2 separate regions of the Homo sapiens genome follow, and region 2 is linked to region 1. A link is a contact called in ENCODE Hi-C or POLR2A ChIA-PET data. All regions are on one chromosome and are shown on one strand. Each heading gives the region's core, a stretch centred on a gene start or an enhancer-like site at or near the end of the contact. The rest is flanking DNA. Distances are from core to core; before and after follow the strand shown.

Evidence for each region. A loop is a pair of places that touch in the nucleus more often than their neighbours do. ChIA-PET counts read pairs that join two places held with the same protein, here RNA polymerase II (POLR2A). Pooled maps may share reads with other maps.
Region 2: a map with no recorded cell type shows a loop between it and region 1 (8-fold over the local background). The contact joins two enhancer-like sites. A Hi-C loop is called at or near these places in 4 of 37 single-sample maps with no recorded cell type and 10 of 50 pooled maps. POLR2A ChIA-PET finds 5 or more read pairs at or near these places in 1 of 52 experiments (activated B cell).

What each region holds. Positions count from the first base shown.
Region 1 is chr2:113,690,988-113,697,038 of GRCh38, reverse strand. All of the region lies in intron 1 of LINC02936 (long intergenic non-protein coding RNA 2936), which reads left to right. Among named protein-coding and RNA genes, the nearest start is that of LINC02936, 10 kb to the left of the region's middle. RefSeq lists enhancers at 1,629-1,678, 2,939-3,068, 3,509-3,598. Within about 2 kb of position 3,323, at least 5 of the 41 ENCODE cell types and tissues checked have a DNase peak (open chromatin) inside an H3K27ac peak, as active enhancers do.
Region 2 is chr2:113,652,289-113,658,339 of GRCh38, reverse strand. It overlaps the pseudogene SNRPA1P1. Among named protein-coding and RNA genes, the nearest start is that of RABL2A, 28 kb to the right of the region's middle. RefSeq lists an enhancer at 1,909-2,466. Within about 2 kb of position 2,164, at least 2 of the 41 ENCODE cell types and tissues checked have a DNase peak (open chromatin) inside an H3K27ac peak, as active enhancers do.

The DNA of each region.
Region 1 (6,051 bases), core at 2,074-4,573:
AGGCAACTTGACGTATATTTGTACAATTGTTTGATAATGCATTTCCATGTTTTTGGAAACAGTGAATCAAACGTGGACGGGAACAAGTCTCCCTCACTTGCCTCCTGCACCCAGCCTTGCCTCAGTGTGGGAATGCCCCATCCTTGGAGGGGAATGCCCCTTCTTGAAGGAGAGAGGTAAACACTTGTCTGCTGGCCTTGCAGTTACTAGATACCAAATAGACATAAAGAATTTAAGGCCAGGCGCAGTGGCTCACGCCTGTAATCCCAGCACTTTGGGAGGCCAAGGCGGGCAGATCACTTGAGATCAAATCACTTGAGGTCAGGAGTTTGAGACCAGCCTGGTCAAAATGGTGAAACCCCATCTCTACTAAACATACAGAAATTAGCCAGGTGTGGTGGCGTGTGCCTGTAATCCCAGCTAATTGGGGGGCTGAGGTGGGAGAATGGCTTGAACATGGGAGGCAGAGGTTTCAGTGAGCTGAGATCGTGCCACTGCACTCCCGCCTGGGCAACAGAGCGAGACTCCATCTCAAAAAAAAAAATCTGGGAAATCACAGGACAATATTAGACAGACCCTGAACAGACATATACAGTTGGCAAACATATTCTCTCATTCTGTGGGTTGTCATTTCACTTTTTTGATAGAGTTCTTCAATGCACAAAAGTTTAAAATTTTGTTGAAATTCATTTCATCTATGTTTTTCTCTTGTTGCTTGAGCTTCTGACACGCACTGTGAGGGAGTCAGGATTCTCAGAACAAAGAACCCGTTGCCAAATCTGAGATCATCAGGATTTATCCCTGTGTATTCTCTTACATGTAGGCTTTTGTTTCATTTTGAGTTAATTTTTTATATGGTATGAGGTAAGGATATATCTTATAAAAATTTTTACGCTATAAAGTGATAAGCCAAAGCCTACAAAGGACAGTCTGGTGATATTTATTGCAAATGTATATCTCTCCCAATTCTATTTCTAGGAATTTATTCCATAGATACAACACAAAAGATATATGTGTAAGGTAATTCACTGCAGCATTCTTTTTTTTTAATAATAGTAAAGCATTGTAAACAGTCCACGTGTCCCTCAATAGAGGCTTTGAAATAAATTGTGCAAAGATAAAATACTATAGAGCTACAAAAAATGAATTTCTGTATGTGCTGCTTTGGAAAGCTCTCCAAAAATTATTGTTCAATGAAAAGAAAAACAAGGTTTAGAAAAGAATGGTTTTTTGGTGTGTGAAACATTTGGGACAATAAGATACACATTTATTTTTGAAGTTTTTAGGTTTTTTTTTTTTTTGAGACAGAGCCTGCGCTCTGTCGCTCAAGCTGGAGTACAGTGGTGTGATCTCGGCTCACTGAAACCTCTGCCTCCTGGGTTCAAGTGATTCTCCCGCCTCAGCCTCCTGCCTCAGCCTCCTGAGTAGCTAGGATTACAGGCACATGCCACCACACCTGGCTGATGTTTGTATTTTTAGTACAGAGGGGGTTTCCCTGTGTTGGTCAGGCTGGTTTCAAACTCCTGACCTCAAATGATCCCCCCTCCTCAGCCTCCCAAAGTGCTGGGATTATAGGCATGAGCCACCAAGCCTGGCCTAAGTTTTAAAAAAAATTTAATTAAAAAATAATTGCATGTATTTATGGGATACAGTGTGATGCTTTGATACACATATGCACTGGGGAATGATACAACCAGGCTAATTAGCATATCCATCACCTCCGATAGTTACCATTTCTTTGTGGTGAGAACATTGAAAATCCTCTCCTTCAGGTCTTTTCAAATACACAATACATTAGTATTAACTATAGTCATCACGCGGTGCAATAGAGCACCAGAACTTAATCCTTCTAACTGATGATAACTTTGTACCCATTGACCAACCTCTCCCCTTTCCCTGCCCGCCCCTCCCTCCAGCCTCTGGTAACCATCATTCTACTCTCCACTTCTGTGAGTGTGACATTTTTAGAGTCCACACGTAAGTGAGGTCATGCAGAATTTTTGCTCTGTATATGCACATGTCTTATGTACAAGTAAAGAAGCTCTGCAAATTTTAAGACACCAAGGATGGGGCATTCCCACAGCGAGGCAGGCGCTGGGTGCAGGAGGTAAGTGAGGGAGTGTTGTTCCAGTCCAGATTTGATTCACTATTTCTGAAAACATGGAAATGCATTACCAAACAATTGGACAAATATACGTTAAAATTTAAAAAGAACCTTCTGCAGAAAAGAAAGGAGCAATGGGGATAAAACAGCCACACGGTCATGGGTGTTGCACGTATAATATTTTGTTCCAGTTGAAGCTCTGTGTTTTCTTAGCCAGTTTTCTCATGACTACTGATGTACTAAGTACAATCACACCGGAGCTGGCCGACGTTAGACTGTGGGCTGTGGCCACGGATGTCAAATAACAGCCCTGGCCTCGTCCACACAGTAAAGAGCAGACCTCACACGGGATGGTTTACCATCAAGGGGTCCAGACAGAAAGGCTGTTCTAGAACCCCTCTCACTTAAAGAGCACAAATCCGAATGAATACATTGTTTTATTGTTTTACCAGTAAGGTTCTTGACACTGATGACTTACCTTCCTATCCCCAGGAAACAGATGGTAAGTGTCCTTGAGGAGAATATCCCTTCACAGCAAATTCACATCTTTCCTTCAGCCTAGAGAGATCAGACAGAGATGAAGACCTCACCACTAAAGACCCACTCTCCTAGCTGTTTTGGAGAGGTCGCTCTTGTCTTTATAAACTTCTGAAGTTGTCTCTTGGCATATTTCCCTCCCCTCAAATCCTTATAAAAACAGGTGTGGCTAAAGCCTGTCTTTGCTGAAAGAACACTCTCTTCCTTAATAGAAAATTCTCTATTGAAAACTTATTTTCCCTGGCTGGGCTCAGTGGCTCACGCCTGTAATCTCATCACTTTGACAGGCCAAGGCGGGTGGATCACACAGTCAGGAGATCAAGACCAGCCTGGCCAACGTGGTGAAATCCTGTCTCTACTAAAAATACACAAATTAGCTGGGTGTGGTGGTGCATGCCTGTAATCCCAGCTACTTGGGAGGCTGAGGCAGGAGAATAGCTTGAACCAGGGAGTTGGAGGTTGCGGTGAGCCGAGATCGTGCCACTGCACTCCAGCCTGGCGACAAAGTGAGACTCCATCTCAAAAAAAAAAAAAAAAAAAGAAGAAAAGAAAGAAAGTCGTTTCCCTTTCTGGCTTCTGTGGTTAGCGGTGCAACAGTAGCAAAACTGGTCTCAGACATGTGAGTGGGAGGCAGGAAATCTGCAAAGTGACAATGGTCACCATGTGTACTCTTCACCCTTTCTGTGTGCTAGACCAGAGGCCCATGCTGGCATGCCATTCTGACATGCACTGTGAGGGAGCTGACATTCTCAGAACAAATGCCGCATGCGTGGAAGATGGAGGAGCCCCGTGCCAAATTCCTTCTGTTTTTATCCTCCTTCCAGTAGGAGCCCCAGATATCAACTCCACAAATTTGAAACTGTGCCAGACCAGAGTGTGTAGAGAAGTGTTTGGGGAACTGTGGGAGGGGGAGAAGATAATATTGGTATAATAAAATCAAATTCGGGGCTGGGCATAGTAGCTCACGCCTGTAATCCCAGCATTTTGGAAGGCCAAGGTGGGTGGATCACTTGAGGTCAGGGGTTCAAGACCAGCCTGACCAACATGGTGAAACCCTGTCTCTACAAAAAAATACAAAAATTAGCCAGGCGTAGTGGTGCCTACCTCTAGTCCCAGCTACTCTGGAGGCTAAGGTAGGAGAATGGCTTGAACCCAGGAGGTGGAGGTTGCAGTGAGCTGAGGTCATGCCACTGCACTCCAGCCTAGGTGACAGAGTGAAACCCTGTCTCAACAAACAAACACACACACAAAAAAAAAAGAAAAGAAAAAAGAAAAAATCAAACTTGAAAAAGAACTCCATTAAAAAGAAAAAAACTGATTTCATAACTATAATAAAAATACGCTATAAATATAGTAAAATGCCATGGAGTCTGTGTCTAACTCTGAAGAAAAAAAATTGTCATCTAAAAGACAGATTCTGGAACCAAACACCAGAAAAGTTCTCAAGAAATGAATGGCTTCTTTAGAAGACAAAGAATGAGTAAGTTCAGTTGTAACCAGAAGTGAAAGCAAAGTCATCTACAGCTATGCTTGGAGATGTTGGTCTTTTCATAGCATGGTCTTTTTGTGGCATGCAGCAGTGAGGGCAAAGAAACCACTAGGGAACTTTGAAGCCTTGGTTCGCTGCTGCTAGGGATTCCATTGTACAGATCTACTATGCACCAGTTAATGGATAGTTTACTTTATCTATGCACCAGTTAATGGATATTTGAATTATTTTCAGTTTTTACTTATTATGAATAATGTGGCTTCAAACACCCCCATGTACGCTTTTAGGTAGACATAAACCTTCAATTCTCTTCATAGATACTTAGGAGTGAAATTGATGGATCGTTTGTTAAGTACAGGTTTAACTTTTTAACACACTTTCAAACTATTTTCCAAATGACTATGTCATTTTAAAATCTTACCAACACATACTTGTCAATACTTGGTATTGTCAATCTCTTAATTATAGGCATTTTAGTGGGTATGAACTGAATGTACGTTATTCTGGTTTTAGTTGCATTTCCCTAATGATTAATTATTTGGAACATTTTTCATGTGTTAGCCATTTATATATCTTCTTAGGTGATATGTCTACTAAAATCCTTTACACATTTTTAATTAGCTTCTAACTATTGAGCTGTTCAAATTCTTTGCATTATCTGTATATAAATCCTTGATCAAATAAACCATTTGCAAATATTTTCTCCAAGTGTATAGTTTATCTGTTTACTTTCTTAATGCTGTCTTTTGAAGAAGAAAAGTTTTAAATTTTGTTGAAGTATAATTTATCAATATTTTCTTTTATGAATCATATTTTTGATGTCAAATCTAAAAATCTTTTTTTTACCTAATTCAAGGCCACAAAGATTTTTCTTCTATCTTTTAAAGAAGTTTTATAGTTTTAGTTCTTACATGGAAGCTTATGGTCCATTTAAATTAATTTTTGTGTATATCTGCTGGTGGGAATGTAAATTAGTACAACCTCTATAGAAAACAGTATGGAGATTTCTTTAAAAATTAAAAGTAGAGCTACCATTCGATCCAACAATCCCATTTCTGAGTATCTACCCAAAGGAAAAAAAATCATTATAAAAAAGACACCTGCATGCATATATTCATTGCAGCACAATTCACAACTGCAAAGATAAGGAACTAACCTAAGTGCTCATCAACCAATAAGTGGATAAGGAAAATAAGGTATATATATACCATAAATACGACTCAGCCATAAGCAAGAATAAAATAATGTTTTCTGCAGCAACTTTGATGGAGCCGGCGGCCATAATTCTAAGTGAAATAACTCAGGAATAGAAAGCCAAATATTGCATGTTCTCGCTTACCAGTGGGAGCTAAGCTATGGGTATGCAAAGGCATACAGAGTGATATAATGGACTATGGAGACTCAGAAGGGGGAGGGTAGGAGGGAGGGCAAGTGACAAAAAGCTACATATTTGGTACAACGTATATTACTCAGGTGACGCTTGCATTAAAATCTCAGATTTCATCACTGTACAATTCATCCATGCAACCAAAAACCACTTGTACCCCAAAAGCTATTGAAATAAAAAATATTAAATAAAAATACAAATTAAAAAGGCAAAAAATAATAATTTTGTGTATGATGTGAGATAAAGGTCTAAAGTCATTTATTGTATATCAATTCAATTCTATATTAGTCCATTCTTACGCTGCTAATAAAGACATACCAAAGATTAGGTAATTTATAATGGAAAGAGGTTTAATTGACTCAGTTCAGCATGGCTGGGGAGGCCTCAGGAAACTTACAATCTGGTAGAAAGGGAAGCAAACACATCCTTCTTCACGTGGTGGCAGCAAGGAGAAGTGTCAAGCAAAAAGGGGAAAGGCCCTTATAAAACCACCAGATCTCATGAGAACTCACTCACTATCATGAGAACAGCATG
Region 2 (6,051 bases), core at 915-3,414, 38 kb after region 1:
TACTCTGACTTGCGGAACTTTATAAATCACATACAATCTGTAATGCTTCTTATTGGTTACCAGATTTCTTAGGATACTTAGGTAAGTCAGCGATTTGAGAGATGCCAGAGGGTCCAGATCACCCAGTTCCACGAGCCTATTATTGGTGAGAATGAGTTCTGTCAGACAGGGCAGAGCCTGATCAAGTCCCTCACCTATACGGCATATTCTGTTGTTGTTCCCTAACAATGTTTTCAGTCTTCTCAACAAAGGAAAACCATCCAGTTTCCTGATCTCATTGTCAGAAAAATCAATAGCATCAAACTGGTCTAACGTAGCACCTAGATTTTCAATGACGGGAATTTTATACCCCCGGAGGTCCAGCTCCCGGTCGCGCACTGCGTTGGTGTACTGCGCCGCCTGCTCGATCAGCTCCGCCGTCAGCTTGACCATCCTGCAGCCTCCGGTTCCCCCGCGCTGTGGAAAGCTGAAAATTCTTTTAAGAATGTTGAATATTGGCCCCCACTCTCTTCTGGCTTGTAGAGTTTCTGACGAGAGATCCGCTGTTAGTCTGATGGGCTTCCCTTTGTGGGGAACCCAACCTTTCCCTCTGGCTGCCCTTAACATTTTTTCCTTCATTTCAACTTTGGTGATTCTGACAATTATGTGTCTTGGAGTTGCTCTTCTCCAGGAGTATCTTTGTGGCATTCTCTGTATTTCCTGAATCTGAATGTTGGCCTGCCTTGCTAGATTGGGGAAGTTCTCCTGGATAATATCCTGCAGAGTGTTTTCCAACTTGGTTCCATTCTCCCCGTCACTTTCAGGTACACCAATCAGATGTAGATTTGGTCTTTTCACATAGTCCCATATTTCTTGAAGGCTTTGTTCGTTTCTTTTTATTCTTTTTTATCTAAACTTCCCTTCTTGCTTCATTTCATTCATTTCGTCTTCCATCACTGATACCCTTTCTTCCAGTTGATCGCATCGGCTCCTGAGGCTTCTGCATTCTTCACGTAGTTCTCGAGCCTTGGCTTTCAGCTCCATCAGCTCCTTTAAGGACTTCTCTGCATTGGTTATTCTAGTTATCCATTCGTCTAATTTTTTTTTCACAGTTTTTAACTTCTTTGCTATTGGTTTGAATTTCCTCCTGTAGCTTGGAGTAATTTGATCATCTGAAGCCTTCTTCTCTCAGCTCGTCAGTCATTCTCCGTCCAGGTTTGTTCCGTTGCTGGTGAGGAGCTGTGTTCCTTTGGAGGAGGAGAGGCGCTCTGCTTTTTAGAGTTTCCAGTTTTTCTGTTCTGTTTTGTCCCCATCTTTGTGGTTTTATCTACTTTTGGTCTTTGATGATGGTGATGTACAGAAGGGTTTTTGGTGTGGATGTCCTTTCTTTTTGTTAGTTTTCCTTCTAACAGACAGGACCCTCAGCTGCAGGTCTGTTGGAGTACCCGGCCATGTGAGGTGTCAGTCTGCCCCTGCTGCGGGGGGTGCCTCCCAGTTAGGCTGCACGGGGGTCAGGGACCCACTTGAGGAGGCAGTCTGCCGGTTCTCAGATCTCCAGCTGCGTGCTGGGAGAACCACTGCTCTCTTCAAAGCTGTCAGACAGGGACATTTAAGTCTGCAGAGGTTACTGCTGTCTTTTTGTTTGTCTGTGCCCTGCCCCCAGAGGTGGAGCCTACAGAGGCAGGCAGGCCTCCTTGAGCTGTGGTGGGCTCCACCCAGTTCGAGCTTCCCGGCTGCTTTGTTTACCTAAGCAAGCCTGGGCAATGGCGGGTGCCCCTCCCCCAGCCTCGCTGCCGCCTTGCAGTTTGATCTCAGACAGCTGTGCTAGCAATCAGCGAGACTCCGTGGGCGTAGGACCCTCCGAGCCAGGTGCGGGATATAATCTCGTGGTGCGCCGTTTTTTAAGCCCGCAGGAAAAGCACAGTATTTGGGTGGGAGTGACCCGATTTTCCAGGTGCGTCCGTCACCCCTTTCTTTGACTCAGAAAGGGAACTCCCTGACCCCTTGCACTTCCCGAGTGAGGCAATGCCTCGCCCTGCTTCAGCTCGTGCACGGTGCGCTGCACCCACTGTCCTGCGCCCACTGTCTGGCACTCCCTAGTGAGATGAACCGTCAGATGGAAATGCAGAAATTACCCGTCTTCTGCGTCGCTCACGCTGGGAGCTGTAGACCGGAGCTGTTCCTATTGGGCCATCTTGGCTCCACCCCCCTGGTCAGTCTTTTTAATTTTAGTCATTCTGATAGGTGTGTGATAATATTTCACTGTGGTTTTAATTTGCATTTGCTTAATGACTGGTGATGTTAAGCATATTTCCTGTGCTCATTGTCATCCATATATCTTCTTTGGGGAAGTGTCTGTTCAAATCTCTTGCCTATTTAAAAACTTCTGTTGTCATCTTTTTATAGAGTTTTGAGAGTTCTTTTTACATGCTGAGTGTAAGTTCTTTGTCAGCTGTATGCATTGTAAATGTCTTCTCCAAGTCAGAGCTTGCTTTTTAATTCTCTAAATGGTGTCTTTTGGAGCTCAGCAGTTTTAAACTTTGAGGGAGTACAACTAATCACTTTATTCTTTATTGTTACATATTATTTGGTATATCTATTCATTTATTTAGGACTTCCTCAGTTCTCTCAGCAATGTTTTATAGTTTTGAGTGTGCAGGTTTTTCACATATTTTGTCAGAATTATTTATTTATCAGAATTATTTATAAGTATTTCATATTCTGATACTCAATTGTTGATTCCTAGTATACAGAAATACAGTTGATTTTTGTGTGGTTATCATGTATCTTGAAATCATGGATCATGCTTTTGGTGTGTGATCTAAGAGATTTTTGCTTAACCCAAGGTCACAAAAATGTTCTTTTATGTTTTATTCTAGAAATGTTAGAATTTTAGGTTTTTCACTTAGGTTTATGATCCATTTTGAGTTAATTTTTGTATTTCGCATGAACTTGGATTGAATTTTTTTTTTTTTTTTTCCTGAGACATAGTTTCACTCTTGTTGCCCAGGCTGGAGTGCAGTGGCATGATCTCAGCTCACTGCAACCTCTGCCTCCCGGGTTCAAGTGATTCTCCTACCTCAACCTCCTGAGTAGCTGTGATTACAGGCACTCACCACCACGCGTGGCTAATTTTTTTGTATTTTTAGTAGAGATGGGGTTTCACCATGTTGGTCAGGCTGGTCTTGAAATCCTGACCTCAGGTGATCTGCCCATCTCAGCCTCCCAGAGTGCTGGGGATTATAGGCATGAGCCATCGTGCCCGGCTGAAAATTCTTTGGTATATGATGTCCAATTGCTCCAGCACTATATGTTGAAAAGATTTTCCTTTTTCCATTGAAATGCCTTTGTACCTCTGAAGAAAATCAGTCGTTCATATATGTCTGGTTCTGCTTTTGAGCTATTTTGTTCCTTTCATGTATTTGTTTATCTTGACACCAGTACCACACCATCTTACTGCAAATGGGTTTATAATAAGTCTGGAAATCAGGTAGTATACATCTTCCAACATCTGTGTTTTCTTAAAGCTGTTTTGGCGGGTTTAGGTCCTTTATATTTTTCCATATGAGTTTTAGCATCAGTCTGTTGATTTCTACAATAAAAATTCTGGCCGGGCTCGGCGGCTCATGCCAGTAATCCCAGCACTTTGGGAGGCCGAGGTGGGTGGATCATGAGGTCAGGAGATCGAGACCATCCTGGCTAACAAGGTGAAACCCCATCTCTACTAAAAATACAAAAATTAGCCGGACATGGTGGTGCACGCCTGTAATCACAGCTACTCAGGAGGCTGAGGCAGGAGAACGGCGTGAACCCGGGAGGCAGGGCTTGCAGTGAGCCGAGATTGTGCCACTGCACTCCAGCCTGGACAACAGAGCGAGATTCCGTCTCAAAAAAAAAAAAAAAATTCTGCTGAGATTCAGAAATCCCATTACTGGGTATACATCTAAAGGAATATAGATTTCAACAGGAAATCAGTACGTTAAAGAAATATTTGCATTCCTTTGTTCATTGCAGCACTGTTAACAATAGCCAAGATATGGTATCAACCTAAGCATCCATCAACAAGATGAATGGATCAAGAAAATGTGATATATATACACAGAGGAATACTACATAGCCATCAAAAGGAGATTTTATTATTTGTGAAAATGTGGATGAACTGGAGGACATTAGGTGAAATAAGCCAGATACGGAAAGATACATGCTGCATGATGTCACTTATATGTGGAATGTAGTAAAGTCTAAGTCATAGAAACAGAGTAAAATGGTGGTTTCCAGAGGCTGGGGGGTGGGAAGATTGGGAGACTTTGGTCAAAGGACACAAAATTTCAGTTATTCAGGAGCAGTAAGTTCAAGACATGTATTACACATCATGGTGACTATAGTTAATAACAATGTATTGTACACATAAAAATTGCCAAGAGAGTGGATTTTAAGTGTTTTTACTATAAAGAAAATGAAATGATAATTATGTGAGATAATGTTAAATAGCTTGATTTAGCCATTCCACAATGGATACATATATCAAAACATCATGTTGTATATCAGAAATATATACAATTTTTGCTTGCCAATTGAAAGAATTAACTTAAAAGAATCTGCTGATGTTTTCATTGGATTGTGTTGAATTTGCAGGTCAATTTGGGAAGACATGACACCCTAACAATACTGCGTCCTCTGAGTCATGAGCTCAGTGTATCTATTCATTTATTTCGTGTACTGTGTCCTCTGAGTCATGAGCTCAGGGTATCTATTCATTTATTTAGGGTACTGCGTCCTCTGAGTCATGAGCTCAGGGTATCTATTCATTTATTTAGGGTACTGCGTCCTCTGAGTCATGAGCTCAGGGTATCTATTCATTTATTTAGGGTACTGCGTCCTCTGAGTCATGAGCTCAGTGTATCTATTCATTTATTTAGGGTACTGCGTCCTCTGAGTCATGAGCTCAGGGTATCTATTCATTTATTTAGGGTACTGCGTCCTCTGAGTCATGAGCTCAGGGTATCTATTCATTTATTTAGGGTACTGCGTCCTCTGAGTCATGAGCTCAGTGTATCCATTTATTTAGGGTACTGCGTCCTCTGAGTCATGAGCTCAGGGTATCTATTCATTTATTTAGGGTACTGCGTCCTCTGAGTCATGAGCTCAGGGTATCTATTCATTTATTTAGGGTACTGCGTCCTCTGAGTCATGAGCTCAGGGTATCTATTCATTTATTTAGGGTACTGCGTCCTCTGAGTCATGAGCTCAGTGTATCCATTTATTTAGGGTACTGCGTCCTCTGAGTCATGAGCTCAGGGTATCTATTCATTTATTTAGGGTACTGCGTCCTCTGAGTCATGAGCTCAGGGTATCTATTCATTTATTTAGGGTACTGCGTCCTCTGAGTCATGAGCTCAGGGTATCTATTCATTTATTTAGGGTACTGCGTCCTCTGAGTCATGAGCTCAGGGTATCTATTCATTTATTTAGGGTACTATGTCCTCTGAGTCATGAGCTCAGGGTATCTATTCATTTGTTTAGGGTACTGTGTCCTCTGAGTCATGAGCTCAGTGTTTCCATTTATTTAGGTTACTGTGTTCTCTGAGTCATGAGCTCAGTGTGTCTATTCATTTATTTAGGGTACTGCGTCCTCTGAGTCATGAGCTCAGGGTATCTATTCATTTATTTAGGGTACTGTGTCCTCTGAGTCATGAGCTCAGGGTATCTATTCATTTATTTAGGGTACTGTGTCCTCTGAGTCATGAGCTCAGTGTATCCATTTATTTAGGGTACTGTGTCCTCTGAGTCATGAGCTCAGTGTGTCTATTCATTTATTTAGGGTACTGCGTCCTCTGAGTCATGAGCTCAGGGTATCTATTCATTTATTTAGGGTACTGTGTCCTCTGAGTCATGAGCTCAGGGTATCTATTCATTTATTTAGGGTACTGTGTCCTCTGAGTCATGAGCTCAGGGTATCTATTCATTTATTTAGGGTACTGCGTCCTCTGAGTCATGAGCTCAGGGTATCTATTCGTTTATTTAGGGTACTGCGTCCTCTGAATCATGAGCTCAGTGTATCTATTCGTTTAT